2 separate regions of the Homo sapiens genome follow, and region 2 is linked to region 1. A link is a contact called in ENCODE Hi-C or POLR2A ChIA-PET data. All regions are on one chromosome and are shown on one strand. Each heading gives the region's core, a stretch centred on a gene start or an enhancer-like site at or near the end of the contact. The rest is flanking DNA. Distances are from core to core; before and after follow the strand shown.

Region 1 (5,103 bases), core at 920-3,419:
CCTCCCCACTGCATGCTAGGCACTAAGAACACAGCACTGCCCTTGCACTCATGCAGCCAGGGCAGTGAAGTATCAGAGGCAAGCTGACTAACCACAGGCTGGCACCAGCTGGAGCAGACTGGGTCCCAGAGACTCATGTTAAGGGTCAGTGCAGAACGAGGCAAGTGCCCTCCAGATCCCCAGGTCCTCGGCATGGTGGCTGTTCCATCGAAGACAGCGCTGCTGTACCACTACTGCCTGACAGGGCACCCGCCTCCCATGTGGCCCAGCGGGCATTGGTCCATCCCACACTCTGGGGAAACATGTCATAATCTGCACAGGTGGCGGCTCATGGGGAAAGCAGTGTCAGCCTCCCCTCCCTAAATGGGCAGCAGCAGCATTGCCCTGGGTCCTGGGATTCCCCCAGATGGAATGACAGTCACAGGCTTCGGCCCTACAAAGTTAAGGGGCAAAAAAGCTGCCATGAGTTGGGGGAGTAGGCCTGCAGAGGATACAGTACCCCACCCTACCTCGCCATCTGCCTTCCGTGGTTAGGCAAGAACGCTGGGCACTATAGGCTGAATGTTTGTGCCTCCTGAAAACCCATACCCTGAAGCCCTAACTCCCAGCTTGATGGATGGTCTTAGGAATTGGGGCCTCTGGAAGGTGATAATGTCATGAGGCTGTAGGGCCCTCCTTATGGGATTAGTACCCTTAGAAAGGAGACCCCAGAAAATCCCTTTGCTCCCTCTACTATGTGACATTATAGTAAGAAGACAGCTGTCTACGAACCAGGAAGAGGGTCCTCACCAGATACAGAATAATCTGCCAGCGCCTTAATCTTGGACTTCCAGCCTCCAGAACTATGAAAATAAACTTGTTGTTTATTTGCCACCCATCTCCAGTATTTCTGTTACAGCAGCACACTGAGCCTCCACCACAGCTCTGGGGCGGTGCTTAAACTCTACAATGCCAGCACCGAGACACCCCACTGGAGCCCAAGGCACTGCGGCCTGAGATGCAGTCAGGACCCCAGGGTCTAAAAAATGCGGACATCAGTGGCCAGAGCAGGCAGGCTGCCGTGACTGCAGGGTCACACCCTTGGCTGCCAGGAGGGGCTTCCTGGGCTCTATGCTGGCAGCTTTTCAGTGAGAACCAGGCCAAGCAACAGTCCTGTCTGGGAGGTAAAACTGTGGGTGCCACTTAATTTCTTCTTTTAGCTTTTCTGTACTTAAATGGTCTGTAGCACACGTATACTTCAATAAAAAGCATGTGGTGCGGCGTGCGTGTGTGCCTACGTACCACGCGTGGTTTTTCCTTTCGGAAGGCACTGGAGGCTGGGCTGACAGAGCCAGGCCCTCTGGGTTCTGCTGTCCCTTTAGTGCAAAACCAAGCTGAAGAGGGGCGCCTGTGCTCCTGCTCTCTCTTCTAGACATCACCTTCCACAGTCATCCTGACAAGAGTGGCAAGCTGCCTGTCCCAGCTCCACAGGCAATCCACGGGAGGAGGAGTGGCGTCCTTTCTTCCCACAAAGCCTGCGTGTTTTCCACTTTCCTCCACCAGCAAGAACACCTGGGGTTCGAGGCCTGCCTTCCGCCTTCAGAAATAAACCCCCCTGAAAGTGCAGGAAGAAGCCTCCACACTGAGGCAGACTCATGTGGAGTGGCCAAGAAGGCCAGGCTGGAGACACTGAAGCCTGAGATCTGGAACGCACTGAGAAGCGCAGCTCTCTTCCTCGTGTTAGGAGGGTGTCACCTTCAGGGGGTGTGGTCCAGGAGAAGCCAACAACACACCTTCCTGTTCCACCAGCGCTGCAGCCACTACAACAGAGGCAGCCCCCAACCCCTGCAGCCTATATGCTGCCCCAGGGCCCCAGAGGCTGGAGGGGGTGGAAGGGCAGACAGAAGAGGTTGGGGCCCCCTCAAGCTGCTGCCACAGGATGGCAGGATGGGAGCCTTTGGGCCCAGCCACTGTGACACCCACTTTTCCTTTAGCCATTTCTTGCCTTGGCTTCCCAAGTCACACTGCCCCGCCTCTCTCCCCTACTCTGAGGCTCCGCTGGCTTAGGGCCTGCCATAGGATGCCCTCGTCCCTCATGAGCAGCACCTCCAAGGCAGAGTCACCTCCTGGGCCCCACATCCTGCCTCTCTCATCACCACAGTCAAGGTGGGGCCCCTCCCCAGCCCAGCCCCCTGAGGGTGCCCTTTGACGCTAGCACACACAGGTTCTAGCGGGCTTGCCACCCACGTGCGGCAAAGCCTGGGTAGCTCTTCCCTGCCTCCAGTCTCCACTGCCCATCCCCAGCCCTGCCTCAGGGGGAAGCCTTGTTCACAGCTCCCCTTCCCCACCACGAGCACCAAGGACGGCCTCTTCCTGAGGTGTGCTGTCCCAGTGGGGCTCAGCAGAGAAGCTGGTCACCCAGCTCCCTCCAGGAGGTTCCCAGGCCCTGCCAAAGAAGCCTTTTTCTGGGAAGGCTGGTGCTACCAGCAGAGCAATGGAGGGGGGAACGCCTGCTGATCCCAGGAGGGTGTCCAAATCCTGAATTCCCTGCTTGACCTTCTAGCTTCACAGGTCCTCAAATCCTCCTACCTGCTGGGCTCGGTGTCGTGCCCTGTCACAGACCTGACCTTGTCCCAGCCCCGATGAGAGCCAGCAGGTAGGGGAACTGAGGTCCTCACCCATGCTTGCTACCACAGTCTGCTCCTGCCCCCAGACTCAGGACCCTACGCTGCCCCTCTCCCCTGCTGGCCCACCCAACCCACACGTCCAGTCTGCATCTCCCCAGACCCTCCCTGATGCCGCCAGCACAGAGGGGTGCAGAGTGGTGGCAGGCAGGAACCTGGCCTGCAGGCCAATAGCCCACCTATGGCCGGCAGGAGCCCTGGCCCCACCACCAAGTGCCTGGGATGTCCCTCGCTAGAAACTGAAAGATTTCGAGGCACAGGTGGTATTTTCATTTCTTCTTCCAGTTGAAGGTGATGCCTTTAAAAGAGAAAGAAAGATACGGAAGTGAAGGCTGCTGTGTGACACAGAAGTCAGCCTGGGGGGCCTGCAAGGAGGGGACGCCTCATGTCCTGAGAAAGCTGGGGCAGGGGGCAGCATGAGGCCTTGGGGCTCTGGCCTGGAAGCTCCTGCAGAGGAAGAAGAGAACCCGGGGAGGAGCTCCTGCCTGGCTGTGGCCTGGGGGCTTTCCACAGCTGTGTGGGTGGCCGCAGCTCCAGGGTGGCTGAATACTGGTAACAGCGGTGGGGGGTCCATCATACTCTTTACCAAAGGGTCAGGTTAGAGTGGACTAGTCCAGAAGGGGAAGGACAGCAGCTGCTATGCAGGAGCTCAGGCCTGTGGCCAGGGCAAAGGGCCGGTGTGGAAATCTCTCCTTCTGGCCTCAGAGAAAAGCAGAGGACAGGAGGTCGGGGGAGAAGGCTGTGAGTTTCAGAAAAACGAAGAGGTGCTTTCTGGAAGCCACAGATGGGTAATCTTCCCAGAAACAGAGTCAAGATCATTGACCTGGTGTTCTGTGCGGAACAGCTCTGGGTTCCCGTCAGGGTTCTCGGGGGCTCCTGAGAGATATGCCTGGGCCGTGGGCATCTCAGCGTGAGGCAGGCATCTGTACAGAGGGGCTCACGCATGCCTGAGCCAGATGCCGGCACAGAGGGGCACACTTGTGGAGCTGCACTCCCTCTGAGCTCAGATACTCTTCCTCTAGAACCAGAACCCCCATCAGTGCCTACAAACGGAACCCTCCGGGAAACAGAGACAACCAGGGGTGAGAGGTGGGGAGCAGTTGCAGCCCTCCCCAGAAGGTCATTTGCCCCCGGTAAACTGACGGTGCAAATATGACCTCGTGTGGCCCACAGCATCTGACGACTTTACACCAGGCTGGCAGGGCAGACACCCGGGTCAGAACTAAGCACACTAAGCCCTGGTGTGGTCAGTCTCAGGCTGCGGCCTCACAACCACAACAGCCAGGCAGGATGCTGCCCATGTAGGGCCACTGGAAGACAGTGAGTAGGGCAGGGTCCCCTGGTGAGGGGGATGGGGGCCAAAGGAACGGTACACCTCCCGGGCTTTCTCCGTCCCACCCTCATACTCACAGATTTCCTGTCAGTTTCAGGATGGGACCCTGCCACGCTCCTGGAGATCCCCTGCTGCTTGCTGCTAGGCACGCGGTGCTCACTCAAGGCAGGATCTGCCCGCACCCCAGTGCTCTCCAGGCAGGTGCCCGAATGGGAAAGAGGCAGGCCAGCGGTGCAGCAGGGCAAAGGCAGGCTGAGGCGGGGGCACAGGCCTCCAGGCCCCCAGAGCAGCACACAGGGTGGAGCCACAGGCCCTGCCCTCAGACACCACGCCCTCAAGGGACAGAAACACCAGCCAAAGCCAGGCCCCTCATGACACTCAGGCAATGAGTGAGGAATGCCCAAGTCCCCACTCCACCCCTGTCTGCTGGCACCCCACAATCCCAGCCCGATGCAGCACGCCTGCATGCCATCTGTCCTGCTCCTCTCCTGGCTCTGCCTGGGATCTCACAGCTGCCTCCTCCTGCCCAGCCCTATGGAACCCAGACCCAACCCCCACCTGCTCAAAGGCGGGGAGGCCAGGGTGGCACCCTCAGAAGGGCCAGGAGAGAACCCTGACCCACAGAGCCTGGAAGGCACCTGCCCCAAACTGCAACAGCTCACACTCCCTGGCCAGCCCCCAGGGTTGGCTTGCACCTAGACTGGCTGTCCTGGGCTGAACCCTGGAACCTTGGCCTGCTCCTGGTTACTTGCGGCCCCTCCCTCCCCACTCAGGCGGCTTCCTTGGGGGACCCAGGGAGGATCCCGCACAGCCTCAGGACAAAGTCAAAACCCCTCCCACCCTCATCCTGCCCCACCCAGCAATCCTCCCAGCTCTTTTCTGCACTGGATTCCAGGAGATTTTGTTAAAAGAAAGGTTCCATTAGGTTTAGAATAAAAATCTGTAAACCCAAGGACCAGAACTCCTTCTCCACATTCTTACAGCAAATTCTGTAATGGTCCCTTGGGGAAGCTCTCCCTCCCCACTGGCCCAAACCCCCACAGTCCAGAAGAGAAACAGGGCCCCTGGCCTGGCCCAGCCCAGTCTCAGCTCCTAAGCAGCAGGTGA
Region 2 (5,103 bases), core at 84-2,583, 88 kb before region 1:
CTGCGAGGGGAACCAGAGCAAACCCCAACATAAGGCATGGCAGAGAAGAGGCACCCTGCTGCTCCTCCACATTCCCAGTCACCTGTGAGGGCCTCCAGTGACCAGCATTCCAAGATCCTCTCCCCAGCCAGCAGCCACTACTGGCAGTGACTATGTGGAAGCTCCCAGTGCCCTTGGTGGGTATGAAACTGCTGGGGTCCATCTCTAACCTGGCCCAGTCTTTGCAGGGAAGGATGATAAATGGCCACTTGTCGCGCCCGTGCCCACACTTCATGAAAGTGTCCAGGGGATGGTCAGTCCACCTCAGATCGCCCTGGCAGTCAGGGCTGGCATTCCACACGTCTGGGGGGCAGCCTGAACTTTGAACACCCCACCCTCAGGGGTTACCTAGCTGACCCTGCAGCAGGGATCTAAGCCTGTGAGGATGGCAGCGAGTCCCTGAAGCCTGGTGACCTGAGCTCCGGAGCTCCGAGAGGATGGCTGGCTAGATATTTAGTTCTCTCTCCTATCTGTGGTAATGACTAGCAAAAGGGGGCTGGTCGGGTTCTTTCCAGGAAGGTAACATTGTCACACAGCATAGAGTAAAGGGACCCCACAACCTGCTGGGCAGTGCAGTAGCCCCAGGCCACACCTCTGTGAATGGAGCTTCCTGGTCTGGGACCCCAACTGGGGCGAGCGAGGGGTGAAGTGAGCAGTGCACAGCACATGGCATTCCCACATCCTGCACCCTCCCACCCACCCTTGCCTCACTCATGCCGGGCCCTGGGGGTGGGATGAACTGAGAGCCAGAAGTCCCACGTGAATGCAAAGCACTTCCACCCTGCTCACCTCCTACCACACCAAGTGCTGTGGTAAACACGCTCTCCCAGAGATGGGCCGAGCCACGGGCTGGGCATGGATTCTCACCATCATCTGCATTTAGAGGATACCAGGACACAGAGGGGCTGAGGGGCCCGGCTGCCACATGCACTCACATCCTCGGAGGCGTCACCCTGAGTTCCTCCTACTGGGACCCCAGAAACAAGTCATCCCCTAAGAAACCCCAGAGTCCCAGAGTGGTGCCTAGCTGCCTGGCCCTGTTCAGCTCTCACAGGTCCTGCCTACGATGGTGGAGGTGCTCCCTCCTTCCCTCCCTCCCTCCCTCCCTCCCTTTTTCCCCCGCCCTCCTTTCCTTCCTTATGGGCCAAGTGCATGTGCCTGCTCCACTGGGTGGAGCAGAGTGATCAGGACCCAAATTAAGGGACTCCTGGGGCCCTGCAGACATGACTCCTCCCGGCTCAGTGTTTGCCAAACTTAGACTATGATCCACTAAGGTTTGGACATAAGCTCAGTGGGCGGCGATTCCTAGAAAATAGGAGTGTATCACACGTAGGGTGAGTGTTTCATGAAAATGGCATAAGTTATACACATACATGAATAAATGTACATACATCTGTACATGCATGAATACAGCAACTATGAATGTATACTTTAATTTTCTGTAGAGATGGGGGATGAGTGTAGGGTGAATGTGTCTCGCATAAGGGTGAGTGTTTTTGTGAAATTGGTGCCAGTTTTAGATATCTGTACACGCCTGTGCATACACATGCATGTGGGGGTGCCGTGGAGATTGCATCATCTCCTGTGGGTCACAGCCAAAGACGTCTGAGCAACTCTCTTTTATTCTGTTTACTTCAAGAGAAAGAAAAAGTAACAAGCCAAAAGCCCCTGGGCTTCTCAGGAAACAGGCTGAGGGACACTTTCAGCACAGGATCGGAAGGTCTGGGGGTGGAGACACATCCTTTGCCCGCCACAGACACTGGAGGGCGTGTCGACATTGCCTGCAGATGTCCAGGAAAGAGCTTGGACCCTAGGGGGCGGAAAACCGTGGGTCTGTGACCTTGACAAGCTCTCCAGCCTCCCGGATCACCTTCCTTGTCTTCCTTGTCTTCTTTGTCACCTGTAAAAGATCGAGAGCCTCTTGAGGCCGTTTTGAGATTAAACACACCACCTGCGAAGGGTCCTAAGCATGACCCTAGCGAGACCCTTCTCCTAGTCATTCTCACAACCAAAGGTTTTCAGCTTGAAGAGAAAGCCCGAGCTGTCCCCAGTGTCCCTTACTGTGACAAAGGCCCCTCGGAACAGCCCCGCCCCCACAGCCTACAACACATTGAAAGGACAAAACATAGACAAAACTTAAAAGAAGTAAAAACACACACGTTGCACCCGCCCCGTCCCTTAGCGTGCATAAGATATACACAGGAAGGAAGTGGCCAGGGTGATTCAAGGAGGCTGAGCTGCGACGGCTCAAGGAAAGGAATATTTCTGACAAGTCCGCCTTGACTGTGGTTTTGAACATGATTTCAGCCCTAGTTTTGGCCAGTCCCCCGGCCCCCGCCAGCACTTGTGTCTGCAGTCTAGACACAGCAGCAAAGGGGGACACCCATGCAGGAAGGCGCCCAGTGGGCTGCCCCATGGCCTTGGGGTTGGAACCAGGGCAGGATGAGCAAAAGCTGCTGCGCGCCGGCATTGACGGGGGGCTGTGGCTGGGGCAGGGAGGCGTGGGCTGCTGCCCAATCCACAGGGCTGAGGATGAAGGGGAGCTCCAAGAAGCCTGCTTCCCAGTATTTTCCCAGCTACTGACTCACAAACAAACCTGTTTTTGATTTCTGCTCTTAACCCGCTTCAGGCCCTAGCAGGTCCAGCCCCGTGGAACCAGGGAGCTCCAGACACGTCATTCTCAAACTCAAAAGTCCCTTCCACGCCCCTGAGATAGCAAAGACCCAGTTCCAAGCCTCTCCCACCTCCATCCACAGCCTCTCCTGCTTTCCAAGCCTTTCCACACCCCAACTCTGGCTCAACTGGGGGCAAGCACCTGATTCGAACCTCCCTTGGGGGGTACTGTTGGTTCCCGGCCCTTCTTCCCAGTCCTCTATAAAAGGCCTGCCCATCCCCAGAGCCAGCTCAATGCCACCTCCTCTGTGCACCTTCCTGGCTCTCCAACTGGCAAGTCTCTCTCCTGCTGCCACTGATCCTGCATTTTACTGTGTGGGCAGCTGTATGTCCAGCTGTGTGCAGCTGTGTGAACCTGAGCAAGTCACTTACCTCTCTGAGCCTCATTTCCCCATCCGTAGAATGGGGATATTGAGAGTTGTCTGCTGAGATGAAGTAACGGACGCGAAGCAACGAGCCTGGCACACAGTCTTGGCACCAGCATTGTACCACCAGTGGCAATGATGGCAGGCCTCTTACCCTCCACTAGGTGGGAATCTCTCTGGGGTAGGACTTGGCTGTTCTCTCTCCATCTTCTCTTAGTTCTAAAAAGATTTCCTACATCTGGCAGGTGCTCAAAAAAGAAATGTGAGGGGTGGTGTCTCCTGGTGGTCTGGGGCCAGAAGATTCTTCACATGGCGAGGGCAGATAAGACCCTGAGCTAGGCAAACCACACCTTTTGCAGGAGGGGCAAGAGCGGCTGTGGGGCAGCTGTGGCCTCGGCTGCCAGGGACTGGCGTGGGACTGATGTCCCTTGCATGGAGCCTGAGTGGCCAGTCAGTGTCAGCCCACACAGGGGCACCACTGCTTCCAGACCAAGGGCTCAGGGAGACCTCACAGGGCTGGGCTCTCAGGGCAGAGGTATCTTTGAGATGACATTCCCTGGGGCCCACAAAGGTGCCATAGTCTGAGCCCACAGGCTGGACGGGCATCCTAGCCCATAGCCTTCAGTAGAACGGGAGGTGGGAAACAGGTGAGTTCTTCAACAGTCCTGGCTCACTGCCCTGATCGCATGTACAGGGTGCAGAGCACACAGGGACTGGGGAAGGGGGGGACCCTGGTGGAAGAGAGTGGACTCCCTGAGAGAAGGGAACACAGCTGACAGCCCAGGGAGACCAAGGTGGCTAGGGTTTTTAGGACAGAGGACCTAAACAGAGAGAGCTGGCAAAACACAGCCCTGGACATCTGCAAAGGGACTCCTCGGTTATTCACCTCATGTGTGTGGAGAAACTGCCTGGGGCCAGGGAAAAGCCACCGCATGGAAGTAAAGAACAGCAGCTGGAGCTCCCAGGGGGCTCCCACCAGCCAGAACGCATAACTCCTGATTCACTGGCCATTGGGCACAGTACTCAGTGGGTAGCCTAAACTCAGCCCTGGACTAAGCACTGCTCCACGCCCACCTAACAAATCATAAAAGCAAGACCCAACAAGATCAAACAGTTTCTCAGTAGCTTCATTGTATCTCAGAAAAAAAGCTCAAGATTATTTATGTGTTTATTTTTCTGCTTTGTTTTGAGGCAGAGTCTCGCTCTGTCGCCCAGGCTGGAGTGCAGTGGGCGCTGGAATCAGGCATGTGCCACCATTCCAGCTAATTTTTGTATTTTTAGTAGAGATGGGGTTTCACCATGTTGGCCAGGCTGGTCTTGAACTCCTGGCCTCAAGTTATCCGCCTGCCTCGGCCTCCCAAAGTGTTGGGATTACAGGCATGAGCTACCGCACCCAGCCTAAGATTATTTATAATAATACAAAAATATCCAGCATCCAGCATGGTAAAATTCACAATATCCAGCTTCAAATGGAAATGACCAGGCCAGGTGCAGTGGCTCATGCCTGTAATGCCAGCACTTTGGGAAGTTAAGGCAAGAGGATCGCTTGAGTCCAGGAGTTCAAGACTAGCCTGGGCAACAAAGCAAGGCCCCATCTCTACAAAAAAAATTAAAAGTTAGCTGGGTGTGGTGGTGCATGCCTATAGTCCCAGCTACTCAGGAAGCTGAGGCAGGGGGATATCTTGAGCCCAGGAGACTGAGGCTCCAGTGAGCGGTGATCACACCACTGCACTCCAGCCTGGGCAACGGAGTAAGACCTTATTTTAAAAAAAAAAAAAAGGAAAGAAAGAGAGAACAAGAAAGAAAGCAAGAAAAGGGAGGAATCAAGAAAAGGGAGGGAGGGAGGGAGGGAAGGAGACAGAGAAAGAAAATGACCAGGTATAGGAGAAGGTGTGGCCCGGTTGGCTGGTATGGAACCTTCTACGGAGGGCAGAGGCCATGTCTAGATAGGAAAACAGGGAGCAGAGAGAGGCGGTCAGGAAGGAGCCCCCTTTCCAGTGCAAGAGCTCCAGGAAAAAAAATTCTC

Evidence for each region. A loop is a pair of places that touch in the nucleus more often than their neighbours do. ChIA-PET counts read pairs that join two places held with the same protein, here RNA polymerase II (POLR2A). Pooled maps may share reads with other maps.
Region 2: a map of CD8-positive, alpha-beta T cell shows a loop between it and region 1 (7-fold over the local background). The contact joins two enhancer-like sites. A Hi-C loop is called at or near these places in 16 of 168 maps with a recorded cell type or tissue (B cell, CD8-positive, alpha-beta T cell, GM11168 and 11 more), 31 of 37 single-sample maps with no recorded cell type and 20 of 50 pooled maps. POLR2A ChIA-PET finds 5 or more read pairs at or near these places in 26 of 52 experiments (B cell, BJ, CD4-positive, alpha-beta T cell and 18 more).

What each region holds. Positions count from the first base shown.
Region 1 is chr15:31,344,542-31,349,644 of GRCh38, reverse strand. All of the region lies in intron 1 of KLF13 (KLF transcription factor 13), which reads right to left. Among named protein-coding and RNA genes, the nearest start is that of KLF13, 20 kb to the right of the region's middle. Within about 2 kb of position 2,169, at least 12 of the 41 ENCODE cell types and tissues checked have a DNase peak (open chromatin) inside an H3K27ac peak, as active enhancers do; they include B cell, CD4-positive, alpha-beta T cell, CD8-positive, alpha-beta T cell and 1 more, where a contact is called at or near this core.
Region 2 is chr15:31,432,206-31,437,308 of GRCh38, reverse strand. It overlaps a transcript of KLF13 not described here. Among named protein-coding and RNA genes, the nearest start is that of KLF13, 110 kb to the right of the region's middle. RefSeq lists an enhancer at 1,942-2,461. Within about 2 kb of position 1,333, at least 34 of the 41 ENCODE cell types and tissues checked have a DNase peak (open chromatin) inside an H3K27ac peak, as active enhancers do; they include B cell, CD4-positive, alpha-beta T cell, CD8-positive, alpha-beta T cell and 1 more, where a contact is called at or near this core.